2 separate regions of the Homo sapiens genome follow, and region 1 is linked to region 2. A link is a loop called in an ENCODE intact Hi-C map of the cell type or tissue named here. Cell type or tissue: dorsolateral prefrontal cortex. All regions are shown on one strand. Links, peaks and the distances in the headings refer to the core of each region. The heading gives the core; the rest is flanking DNA. Region 1 overlaps UBE2O (ubiquitin conjugating enzyme E2 O). Region 2 overlaps QRICH2 (glutamine rich 2).

The links. Peaks named below come from ENCODE experiments on the same cell type or tissue, not always from the same donor. Only the 100,000 strongest peaks of a DNase experiment are listed, where the experiment ranks them.
Region 1: a loop joins it to region 2, with 8 times the contacts of the local background. A loop is called at or near these places in 107 of 110 quality-filtered maps.

The regions. Positions count from the first base shown.
Region 1 is chr17:76,395,464-76,401,815 of GRCh38, forward strand. UBE2O (ubiquitin conjugating enzyme E2 O) reads right to left here. Exons shown (of 18, transcript NM_022066.4): 6 at 5,548-5,691; 7 at 4,978-5,087; 8 at 4,684-4,834; 9 at 3,986-4,458; 10 at 3,374-3,528; 11 at 3,009-3,121; 12 at 2,792-2,920; 13 at 2,336-2,425; 14 at 665-1,358; 15 at 262-398. Among named protein-coding and RNA genes, the nearest start is that of SPHK1, 14 kb to the left of the region's middle. RefSeq lists an enhancer at 3,439-3,939. In dorsolateral prefrontal cortex, for the core only: CTCF peaks have their summits at 2,718 (motif pointing left) and 2,924; a DNase peak (open chromatin) is centred at 2,698; H3K27ac peaks cover 523 bases.
Region 2 is chr17:76,300,500-76,306,851 of GRCh38, forward strand. It overlaps QRICH2 (glutamine rich 2), which reads right to left. Exons shown (of 19, transcript NM_001388453.1): 2 at 4,383-4,442; 3 at 3,916-4,026. Among named protein-coding and RNA genes, the nearest start is that of QRICH2, 4.6 kb to the right of the region's middle. In dorsolateral prefrontal cortex, for the core only: CTCF peaks have their summits at 2,790 (motif pointing right) and 3,008; no DNase peak of the experiment used is centred there.

The DNA of each region.
Region 1 (6,352 bases), core at 1,003-5,002, 95 kb after region 2:
TTACGGGTGTGAGCCACTGCGCCCGGCCGAGAAAGTAATTTTTTAAAGGAGGGAGGAAAGAAAGAACCATCTGGCCTGGACACACGGCTGAGTCAGCCCTCACCTGACTGAGCCTGTGACCGCCCCTGTAAAAGGTGGGTGGGTGAGTGTCCTCGCAGGTGCCAGTCAGCCCCGGAGGTTTGGGGACCCAAGGTTGGTGGCCTCTTGGGCACTGGGTGCCCACACAGCACATCTGCACCTGCCCATGCCAAGCCTACTTGCCATTCTATCTTCAAAAGTCTTGACCATGATGCCCTCAGGCAGTGAGGTAGCCAGCAGCGCCATCTCCTTCCGCACTGTGCTGAAGAACTTCTTGGCTTCTGGAGGCTGGAACTCAATTTTCTTAAAAGAATGATTTGCTAGAGGGGGGAAGAGAATAGTCAGTCCCTCATGGAGAGGCCCTGGAGCTCCATCTGCCAACCTGGCTGGACAGGTGAGCACACCCACAGACTTCCCACTCGCCGCTGCTGGCCTCAGCACTGTGACCACACAGGGAAATGGTTTGCCCTGGGGCAGTAGCTGGGGTCTGGCGAGGGGACTAACCACCCTGCACCCAGATCTGGTGACACAAACAGGAGCCCCGAGAAGGCGGGGGAAGGCGAAGACCAGGCAAGGGCTGACTCACAGGGTGCAAACTCCAGTACGGAGAAGACCTCGCCCTTGGCGCTGGTGAAGGTGACGCCAGGCTTGCCGCCACACTGCTGGCACAGCACCGGGGTTTCGCTGGGCCACTCAGCCTTCACAGGTGACTGCCCCTCGGGCTTGTCCTCCTTGCGCTCTACGTCGGGCACTGCTTCCATCTTCTCCTCCTCTACAATGGCCACATTGTCCAGGGTCTTCTTGAGGTTTTCCTGTAGCTTCTTGATGTCATCCAGAAACTTCTTCTCCCGAGTTGGCTTCTCAGGCTCCACAGTCGGAGAGGTGGGCGAGCCCGTCAGCAGCTGCTCCACAGTCATGTTCTTGAGGCTCTCCAGGATCTTGATGGCCTCTTTCAACTCCCGGAAGCTCTTGGGTGGCCCGTCCTTGCCAGCCTTCTCCATCAGCCCGGCCATGGGGGCAGCCATGGCCACAGCCCCCTGGACGGCAGCTGTGGCTGCCTCTTCACTGATCACCACTCCCTTGTCCTCAGGGGCCACCGGCTGCTCCAGGGGTGGGATGGGGGGCTCCTCTATCTTGGGGTGCTCGTCCTCCACCAGCCCATTGTCCGTCTCCCAGCTGTCACTATCATCTTCCCATTCATCCGAGGATGCCCCGCTGGTGCTGCCTTCTACCGAATCGTAGTCTGACTCCTCAATCTCAGACTCTATGTTGTACAAGTGCTGGGGGCAGAAGGGAAGTGCCAGGGTAAGCAGACAGGAAGTCACCTCCCCACCACTAAGGAGGAGCTCTGGGGATCCCTGATCCGCACAGCTGATGGCGACTGGGCTCATGAGGCCTTGGCAACCTCATTCCACCCTTTCCCTGACCTCTGCTCTGGCTTTTGCAGTCCCTAGGTCTCTGGGAGAGGCCCTTCACCTGTCCCACCCTCCAGCTGGACCCAAAGCCCCAGCCAGTGGTCTGTTCCAGCCTCTCCTCCTGCTCTGTGCACTTCGTCAGCATCTGTCCAAGGCGTTAGGGGACCTTGGCAGGCCCAGTCCCACACCTGAAAAGCGCAGGGTCAGCTAATGATGCAGCCAAGGAGGCCTGTGTGGGGAGCTGGGAACATATGACAAGAGGGGACATGTAGAAGGGCCGACATATCCTGCTGCGTTCCCTGGAATGGCCGTTAAGGTGATGGGGCAAGCCATTCCCGCCCCCACTCCTGCCCCCTGTGTGGACCAGGAGAGGAGAGCTGGGCTGTGTGGCTCCAACCAGGAGGCGAGGGAAGGAGAGCCCGTGTAGCCCTTCTGCTCAGGACCCAGCAGGTGGGGCTAGAACTGGGTCGGCTCTCTCCTTTCTCTCCTTCTCTGTTAGAGCTTTCTAAAAAGGGTGGTAGGAAAGTCTCCATCTCCTTTTAGGAGGGAACTTGCATTCTTCGTAGCATAGTGAGCTGACAATCCAGGAAAATCCTGGAGGTTTGTGAAAGTCTACATGCACCCAGAGATGGACGTGAAGAGATTGCTGGGAGAAGCGAGGCTGGTGGGCCAACTGCAGGCCTGCACCAAGGGCTGTGTGGAATGCCTGCCTTTCCCCTCACGCTTTCGCTGAGATCTCACCAGGAAGACCTGAGAGCCCATCTTCTGGCTACACGCCTGTGGCCCCCGGCCCAAGTTGCCATAGTCACAAGCTCAGCAGGGGGGTCTTGCCAGAGCCTCACCTGGGGCAGGATGATGGTCTTTGAGTTGTCAGCCCACACCACCTCCACCTTGCTGCTGACGTCCACACGGGCCACCTGGCCCACCGATGGCTGCTGGGCAAAGGGGACAAAGTCAGGGGGCCCAGCTCAAGCTCCAGCTCCCCAGCCCCTCCTGTGCTCTGCAGTGACTGACATCATGCCCACCTGGCTTGTGACAAGGAACTTAGCTCCTCTGGTAAATGTAACCAGCGGCAGCTCAAGAAGCCTGACCCCAGAAGGGAGGCAGGGAAACAAGTCCTTCTGCAGCTGCTAGTGCTGAGCGGCAGCTTGACTCTGGGGCAGCTGCCCTTCTGAGGACACTGAGCCCAGAGGACTTTCAGGTCTTGTCTCCTAGAGCCACCTGGTGGCAGCATCAGGGACTGCAGCTGGTGCACAGGGCAGTGAGCAGCCATCCAGAACTTGAATTTGAAGGCGTACCTCATCCTCCTTGTGAGGAGCCCCATCCTCAGTATTGCCGATGCGGATGACGATGTCAGTTGTACGGAACCTAAAGTCAGGGTGGTCAGCAATGTCGTAAACACTCACATCTTCCTCTTCTCCAATCAGCTGTGGCACAGGACAGGTTGTCATGAGCTAGGGGTCCTACACCCAACCCCAGAGCCCACCTGAAGCAAGCAGTAGGGGCTGCACACACCTCCACGTCGTCCCCACTCGGCCTCAGCTTGAACCACTTCACCATGCAGGTACGGCCGATGTGGTCCCCAGACTGTACCACACCGTAGACAGCAGGGTCTGGACAGCTCTGGACTAGGGAACCAGAGAAAGGGAAGTGACTAGCTAAGGGATCCCGGCTAAGGAGCCCACATCTCAAGCCAGTGCAGAGTGCAGAACCCTGACCTTCCCCCGTCTTGGAAGTGGTGAGACCCCTTCATGAGGGCAGTCCCCTTCTGGACCTCATTTTAGCTCTGACCCCAGATCCACTGCCCATTCTCCACAAGCCCCAACCCGGGCCCTCATTGGCGACCACCCTGCTGGCTGCCCTTCCAGAGCTGGCACTACCTCGCTTATCTACCACGAAGTCTCCAGGGCAGAACTCGTTGTTGTCCAGGTGGTGCACAGGGAAGAGGTCGTTGGAGCGGATGTTGCATTCCACGGAGCCATCCTGCCACATCACGTCGGCTGAGGTCATCGTGGTCACCACCTCCACTGCCACCCTGCGGGTGCAGGCCAGTCAGCAGGCCATGCAAACCCCACCCCCTCCGCGGAAAGGGCAGAGAGTCTTTCTGTCCCTTCCTGTCCCTGTGGGCTTGGTAACCTGAAACTCTGAATCCCAGGTTGGCAGGATGAGTCTCTGGTGCACAGGAAGCTCACCCAGGGTTCCAAGGCCACGCATTCTCTGAGAACAGGATCCACTTGGGAGAGCTCAGGCAAATGTGGTTCCAGAAGGCCAAGCTTAAGGCCACCACCATCCCACCCTCTGCACCACTCCTCAGTCTCTGCTTTCCACCAGGGCCTACCCCAGGCACCTACGTTGTCTCGGGTGGGAGCCCCGGAGCCACTACAAGGCATGCAGAGGTGTGTGTGCGAGCGCAGGCACGCACACCGAGGGGACGCGCACTCTGCCTGGCTTCACGCTGACGCCATTGGGGAGGGGCACAACTCTGAGTTTACCTGTCCCCTGGCTTGAAGTCTCGAGTGATTTTATTCTTCTTCCTCTTGTGTTTGCGCTTTAAGTTCTTGATGGACAAGGGGATGCTCTTTTTGCGACTCGTGCCGCTGCCGCTCTGGGAGGAAGTGGTGGAGCTGGCAGAGGAGGTCACCGAACTGGTGTCGTCCGTGTCATCAGCAGCCTCATCATCTGCGTCCTGCTCTGCCGAGTGCAGCCTGTCATCTCTGCCTTCTTTTAGCAGGAATGGGGGCAGCTGCTCTCCTGCCTCGTGGGGCTCCTCTGCACCCTCGTCCTGCATCTCCACTGGACTGGCAGAGCCATCGGGCGTCTCCTCAGGGCTGGCAGACTCCGCTTCGCTCTTGGTTTTGGATTCCCCCTTCTTGTCTGGGTCTTCCATGGAATGGTCCCGGGAACACTGGGTGTCTGGGGAGCATGACATGATCCGCACAACCTGCTTCTTCAACAGGCGCTTCACCTGCAAGGGCGGAGCAGAGAGGACAGGGCTGTGAGGTGCACCTGGGCAGGCCTGGCCCTAGGCATCTCAGGCTGGGGGGATGACAGCTGTATACACCTGAGTAGCCGGCAAGGGTCATCAGGGCTGCCCCCCAAGGCCTAAAGCACAGACTGTCCTTCTTGGCCATGGAAATGGCTCAAGGCCAGTTCCTCAAATGCCCACCAATCCCCAACCCCAAGGACATACCTTCTTGGCCATAGAGCCCTCCCCCTGGGCGCAGTTTTTTTCTGGACATTCCCAGGCAATCTTGGCTGGCTCTACCTTGGCTGGGAAGACATACAGACAGCGCTCCCCAAGCTGCCGCTGAGCATGGTCAAAGCATCCGAGACGCTTCACCCTGGTTGGGGAAGAAGTGGGGGTGAGCTGGGCTGGACTCCTGGGAGGCCAGCAGTGTTCTTAAGCCTCCCCAGGCATGTGACCAGGGCCCAGAGCCCTGTCCCACGCGTGCCCCTGGGTTGCTGGCAGTAAGGGCATGCTTACCTGCCTAGGTTTTCCTGGGTGATGACAGAGGGTGGGGGGCTGACGCTGTCCGTGCCCCCTGGACAGAAACTCTTGGTAATCCATGTAACTTTCAACTCTACAACCTGCACCTGGGGATGGCAGGTGGGACACGCCAGTCAGGGCAGGCTCTGACAGCACTCTCTTTAGCCAGCTGCCCAAAGCCCACTTGACCTCCAGAGCAGGAAACTGATCTTCCTAGTGCAGCACCAAGTACAGACACATCAGAGCAGGCCCCAACTGTAACCACGGCCCCCACCCAATGCCCAGGACCAGTGTCACTGCTCATACCAGCCAGGGGCCACTGGAACTGCCACTTGCCACCCTCCCACCTTGCTCAGCCTGTACAGGCTGGGCTGGGGCACATCTGTCTTTTGGTCACTATGACCAGAGCCTGGGTTCCCTTTATCCCCAAAGCCCTTTGAGATCAACAGGGTCCAGATGCTGAGGAGCGGGGCTCAACCCTCAAGAGCAGGAAGGAAAGGGGCAGCAGCTCAGCTCCAGGGTGTGGAGGTCAAGGACTCCATCTCCTACCCTTGGGCCCGGACCCACCTCTTCCACCACCACTCGGAACTTGCTCTTGGTGCTGAGCACGGGCTTGACACCTGACAGCCACTGGACGCTGGAGAAGATCTTGGCAGGGCCAATGAGCACCTGGCCTGGGTAGAAGCCATAGGAATCATCGAAGAAGAGACCCTGCGGGATGTGGGGCCAAAGGAAAGTCCCCGTGAGCGGTGTCTCCATGGGTGACCATGCTCTCCACGCCTGTGCCCGCTGGCTGCCCACCTGCAGAAGCCCACTCACACACACGCCCCACACGCCCTAAAACAAGTCCTGTGGCTCCACATCAGCACTTCCCAAACCCTGGGTCCGCAGAGGTCATCTGGCGCCCTTGTTCAAACATAGGTGATGCATTCCATGCTCCTTGGTCAAGGGCTCATACTCTGAGGAATAAGACTCCAGAGAGCAGTGGTCCTGAAACCTGTTTGCTCACGCACCCCCTGTATATCTACTTGTTTGCTGTGTGTGTCCATGTACTATTGTAACTAACACATCATCCTGTACTGAGAGAGACAAAGTGGAACCTTAAAGGATGAGAAAAAAAAGCTACCAAAAATGCAAATAAAAGTTCTAATACTGCCGGGCGCGGTGGCTCACGCCTGTAATCCCAGCACTTTGGGAGGCTGTGGGCAGATCACCCGAGGTCAAGAGTTCGAGACCAGCCTGGCCAACATGGTGAAACCTCATCTCCACTAAAAATACAAAAATTAGACGGGTGTGGTGGCACACGCCTGTAATCCCAGCTACTCGGGAGGCTGAGGCCAAAGAATCACTTGAACCCGGGAGGTGGAGGTTG
Region 2 (6,352 bases), core at 1,074-5,073:
TGCATGGTTGGTAGAGTCCTTTAGCATAAACGTAAAATAAAGATTTTGAAACTGGGTGTTAACCTCCATTATGGGTTTTGGCAGACAGTGGTGACTTTATGGAAATTGTGCGGTGTGCCTGCATCATGAGTAGAGGGCCAGGATTGAGACTGGGTGCAGTGGCTCAATCCCAGCACTATGGGAGGCCAAGGCTGGCAGACTGCTCGAGGCCAGGAGTTTGAGACCAGCCTGGGCAACATGGCAAAAACCTTTCTACAAAATACAAAATATGACCAGGCATGGTGGCTCACGCCTGTAATCCCAGCACTTTGGGAGGCCAAGGCAGGCAGATCACCCGAGGTCAGGAGTTTAAGACCAGCCTGGCCAACACGGTGAAACCCCATCTTTACTAAAAATACAAAAAAATTAGCCGGGCGTGGTGGTGGGCACCTGTAATCCCAGCTACTCGGGAGGCTGAGGCAGGAGAATCACTTGAGCTCGGGAGGTGGAGGTTGCAGTGAGCCAAGATCATGCCACTGCACTCCAGCCTGGGCAACAGAGCAAGACTCTGTCTCAAAAATGCAAAATATTAGTCAGGTGTGGTGGCATGCACCTGTAGTCCCAGGTACTCAGGAGGCTGAGGTGAGAGGATCACTTGAGTCCAGGAGGTCGAGGTTGCAGTAAGCCCTTATGGTACCACTGCACTCCAGCCTGGGCAGCAGAGCAAGACTGTCTCAAAAATATTTTTTCTTTAACATGCCCTAACATTACAACAAATGAGCCAAAATCTTGAACAAAATATATGATAGGCCAGGGCGGTAGCTCATGCCTGTAATCCCAGCCCTTTGGGAGGCCGAGGCGGGTGGATCACTTGAGCTCTGGAGTTTGAGACCAGCCTGGGCAACATGACAACACCTTGTCTCTACTAAAAATACAAAAATTAGCTAGGTATGGTGGTACGCACCTGTGGTCCCAACTACCGGGGAGGCTGAGGCAGGAGGATTGCTTGAGCCCCAGAGGGGAAGGTTGCAGTGAGCCGAGATCACACCACTGCACTCCAGCCTGGGTGACGACAGAGACTCTGTCTCAAAAAAAATGAAGAAGTCCATTTGGGACTCAAAATACATTCACTGATTCTAAGATGGACATCCTGCCCCGACACCCACACATACATTTTAACATCTCTGAAATCAGGATGTATCTTAGAGTTGGTGGTGTTTTATAATTTTTTTTTTTTTTTTTGAGACAGGGTCTCACTCTGTCACCCAGGTTGGACTGCAGTGGTGCAATCTCGGCTCACTGCAACCTCTGCCTCCCAGGTTCTATAGATTCTCCTGCTTCAGCCTCCCAAGTAGCTGGGATTACAGGCTCCTGCCACCACACCTGGCTAATTTTGTGTGTGTGTGTGTGTGTGTGTGTGTGTGTGTGTGTGTGTGTGTGAGACAGAGTCTCACTCTGTCAGCTAGGCTGGAGTGCAGTGGCACGATCTTAGCTCACTGCAACTTCGTTTCCCGGGTTCAAATGATTTTCCTGCCTCAGCCTCCCAAGTGCTTGGGATTACAGGCATGTGCCACCACACCCGGCTAATTTTTGTATTTTTAGTAGAGATGGCGTTTCACCATGTTGGCCAGGCTGGTCTCCAACTCCTGACCTCAGGTGATCCCCCACCTCAGCCTCCCAAAGTGCTGGGATTCCAGCTGTGAGCCACCGCGCCGGCCGGCACTCATTATTTATAATTCCTGTCATCCTCAGAAATGACAGGAGTCTCATCTGATGCCCTTAATGAAAACTGTACCGACCTTTCTAGGACCCCGTTTCCCCCCCACCCCACCCCCACCTCTGTAGCTGTCATGTCCATTTGTCTAGGACTTCAAGGTGTTTGTTCTGAAAAACCATTATTTTGGTTTTAGTCACTATGGTGTGCTGAATATAAACTCCCAAAGATATCCATGTCCCCATCCCCTGAACCTGGGAGCATTACCTTACGTGGTAAAAGGGACTTTGCAGGTACAATTAAGGATCTTGAGACGGAGGGAGTATCCCGGATTATCCGGGTGGATGCAGTGATGAAGTCACAAAGGTCTTTACAAGAAGGAGGCTGAAGCTGATATGGCCAGAACCAGGGGCTGCCAGCCACACTTAGAGGCTGAAAATGACCAGGAAATGGATTCTCCCCCCAGAGCTGCCAGAGGAAACCAGCCCTGCCAACACCTTGACTTCTGCCCAGTGAAACTGGTACTGGCCTTGTGTCCTCCCGAACTGTAAGATAACAGATCTGTGTGGTTTTAAGCCACACAGATCGGTCTCTGGTCATTTGTTGGAACAGCCACAAGAAGCGCATACTGTCCCCTTTTTCCTCCCGAGGCACTGCATGACTGACTGGTTAGTCTTTCCAGTTTACCTACTTTTGTTTTTTTTTTTGAGATGGAGTTCTTGCTCTTGTGGCCCAGGCTAGAGTGCAGTGGTGAGATCTCAGCTCACTGCAACCTCCGCCTCCCGAGTTCAAGCGATTCTTCTGCCTCAGTCTCCTGAGTAACTGCGATTACAGGTGTGCACCACCACACCCACCTAATTTTTGTATTTTTGGTAGGGACAGGGTTTCATCATGTTGTCCAGGCTGGGCTCGAACTCCTGAACGCAAGTGATCCGCCCCCCTCGACTTCTCAAAGTGCTGGGATTACAGGCTGGAGCCACCGCGCCCGGCCCCTCTTGCAACATCTTTCTGATGCCGCTTTCCTCTGAGAATGAGCCCTGAAATCAGAAAATGGTCCTGGAGATCCCAGGTTGTTTTTTGTACCCAGATATTTGGCGCTCCCCAAGATGGCCACTTGGTGGCGCCAAAAGCTTTACTCTTCACCCTGCTTCCGTCTACATTTTCAAATGGCCCTCAAAGTTGGCTTGCTTGTTTTGATAACCCACTAGCCCAAAGCCAGCGGGAGGGATGTCAAGACCAAAAGGGAAGTTAAGCCTCATCTTTGAGGGCCATTTGAATATATCCAGCTTGATTTTAATCAGATGAAAGTAGGTCGGGGATCGGAAAACAATTTGGTCATCTGTACACTGTCTCAAGACAGACAGATGCATGCCTGTGTGCAAAAGTCGCCACCAGCGGCCGGGCGCGGTGGCTCACGCCTGTAATCCCAGCACTTTGGGAGGCCGAGGCGGGCGGATCACGAGGTGAGGAGATCGAGACTTTCCTGGGCAACACCGTGAAACCCCGTCTCTACTAAAAATACAAAAAGAAATTAGCCAGGCGTGGTGGTGGGCGCCTGTAGTCCCAGCTACTCTGGAGGCTGAGACAGGAGAATGGCGTGAACCCGGGAGGCGGAGCTTGCAGTGAGCCGAGATCGCGCCACTGCACTCCAGCCTGGGTAATAGAGCAAAACTCTGTCTCAAAAAAAAAAAAAAAAAAAAAGTCGCCACCAGCAAAGGGCCCCCTACAGAGGTTTTACTTCCAGGGTCTGTCACCATGGTCCACTAATAAGGAAAGATCCCTGCATTTCAGGACAGACTGTAAAGAAAGTTTGAGAAGGTATAAAAGCAAATAAAAACTACACTCAGGTACGATTTTTCTATTGATCCAGTGGGTTGGCAAAGCTAAAAAAATTGGGTACCAACCATACAGCGCTGGGGGGATGTCAGGGAACAAGCTCTCTCTCCCATTGATGGTGGGGGTCTACACTGGAACAGCAGCCATGGAAGGCAATTTATCAATGGCTAGCCAAATCACTAACACACATCCCTTTCTAGGGATGCATGTTATTCACACGTGAATGACACCTTGTTCTTAAGATTGGAAAAAGCATTTAAAACACCCATATCAATGAAACTTGCGAACTATGAATATCCATAGAACAGAATCCTGTGCAGCTGTACAAAGCGAGAAGTTCTGGGGAGCCCCACCCAAGACCACGGCCCAGGCCCCCACTGGTTCACCGCTTGTGAGGCTCTCCAGCCGTCCGTAATCGCCTGCTCCAGCTCTTCCCAGGTGACCATGGTGACTTCTTCTGCACCAGGAACCAAACTCAGCTTCCGGCTGACTAGTTCCTGACAGTGACAGAAAAGACACACACATACACCCCTTGATTAATCCCAAGCAGCTTTAGGAACAGACTTGGTCTAACAGGATCTGGGTGGGTCCTTCACAGCCCCAGCCCCAGGGAGAATTCATCACCCTTCAAGTGACCAGTGAAGGTTGGGCAGCCAGTTATCTGTCCCATGTGAGCACCCAGCAGAGCGCTGGGCAGGGCTGGGGCAGATTTCCCTCCAACCCTGGGGCAGAGACTTGAGAGGCAGAGGGCACACACTGCCTGCCCTGGATGGACAAGCCCTGGAGAGAGGGCCACACTGAGAGACGGCCAGCCCCCTGGAGAGCCCTTTCCCATGGAACTGGCTGGTATTACCAGGAATTGCTCCCGATCTTTGAATAGCTTCTCTAGTTCATCAACCCGCTGTAAAAGTACCTGGAAGAAGAGTTCAGGAAAGGAGAATGACAGTGGCCCCTACACACGCACACTCACATGCACACACACACAGATGCGCACACACACTCTCACACTCAGACACACACATGCATACACGCACATTCACACACTGACTCAGTGCCAGGAGACGAGGAAAGGGGGAATTTGTGTGGCTCTTATGGAAAGGGAGGGTTTCTTCTTCTACTTGGGTTTTTTTGGTTTCCTTTTTTTTTTTTTTTTGAGACAGGGTCTTGCTCTGTCACCCAAGCTGCAGTGCAGTGATGCCACCACAGCTCACTGCAGCCTCAACCTCTCAGGCTCAAGCGATCCTCCCACCTCAGCCTCCTGAGTAGCTGGGACTTCAGGCATGCACCACCACATCCAGCTAATTTTAAACATTTTTTTGTAGAGATAAGATCTTGCAATGTTGCCCAGGCTGGTCTTGAACTCCTGGGTCCGAGCAATCCTCCAGCCTCGGCCTCCCACAGTGCTGAGATTACAGGCAGGAGCCCCTGCTTTCTACCTGGTTTTTACCTGGCCAGTCAGCCCAGGCTCCTGGGTCTTTTCCCAGCCAAGTGCAGGAAGGGAAGTGAGATGCAGTGGGGGACCTGGCTGGTAGCATGGCAGGAGTAAGTGCTGCTGCAGGGATGGGACCCTTTGGTCCTGGGATTCAGTTTGCTCCAACCCACTTGTGAAAGCCTGTAGGATGAGGCCCACCTTGCCTTACAAGGAAGGAAGGGTGCCAGGTACCTCAACAGTAGCTGAACATCTGTGCTATCTAAAGAGAAAAGCACCTCAAAAGAACCAAAGCAAATCGCTACAACATAAGGTGCTATCATATTTGGGATTAAGAAAAAATATATTAATAAACAAAAATAAAACAAGTTACTTTTTATAACTTTTGCAAACTTCTAGAATCTAAGATTACGTAAAAATTAAAACAAAAGGCCAGGCGCAGTGGCTCTTGCCTGTAATCCCAACACTTTGGGAAGCCGAGGCAGGAGGATCACTTTAGGTCAGGAGTTCGAGACCAGCCTGGCCAACACGGCAAAACCCCATCTCTACTAAAAGTACAAAAGTTAGCTGGGCATGGTGGTGTGCACCTATAATCCTAGCTACTCGGGAAGCCGAGGCAGGAGAATTCCTTGAACCCAGGAGATGGAGTTGCAGTGAGCCGACAATGCACCACTGCACTCCAGCCTGGGTGACAGAGTGAGAATGTGTCTCAAAAAAAAAAAAAAAAAAAAAAAAACCCAAAAAAATTAAAACAAAAAAAACCCCCACCACACTTTAAAGTTTGAAAAGGAAAGCAGACATGCTTCCCAGAGCAAAAGTGAGTTGGTGCTGCGGTCTCGAGACCTGGGGTGATATGGCAGGAGGGCATGAGCGGCCAGGGCTCCCCTGCTGGGGCTTGGCCTCTTCTTCCTGCCTCTTCCCGGCCTCTTTTTCCCCTCCTGTCTCTCCTCTTGGCCTCCCCACCCAGCTGCCTTCCTAGTTGCTTCTGCTTTTTCTTTCAGAACCAACCTAAGGTGGCTCTGAGACATGCACGTGTCTATTACCTCCTGGCGCTGACCTGCGTTGCTTCCTGCTGTTCACTGGACAATACTTATACTCAATGATTACATGCATTTGTCCCTCCAAGAAAACAAAAGTCCAGTTGAAGGCAGGGCTCAGTGGCTCACGCCTGTAATGCCCAGCACTTTGGGAGGCCGAGGCGGGCAGATCACTTGAGGTCAGGAGTTTGAGACCAGCCCCGCCAACATGGTGAAACTCCTTCTCTACTAAAAACACAAATATTAGCCAGGCGGGGTGGCGCGCGCCTATAATCCCAGCTACTCGGGAGGCTGAGGCAGGAGAATCGCTTGAGTCTGGGAGGCGGAAGTTGCAGTGAGCCGAGACTGCACCACTGC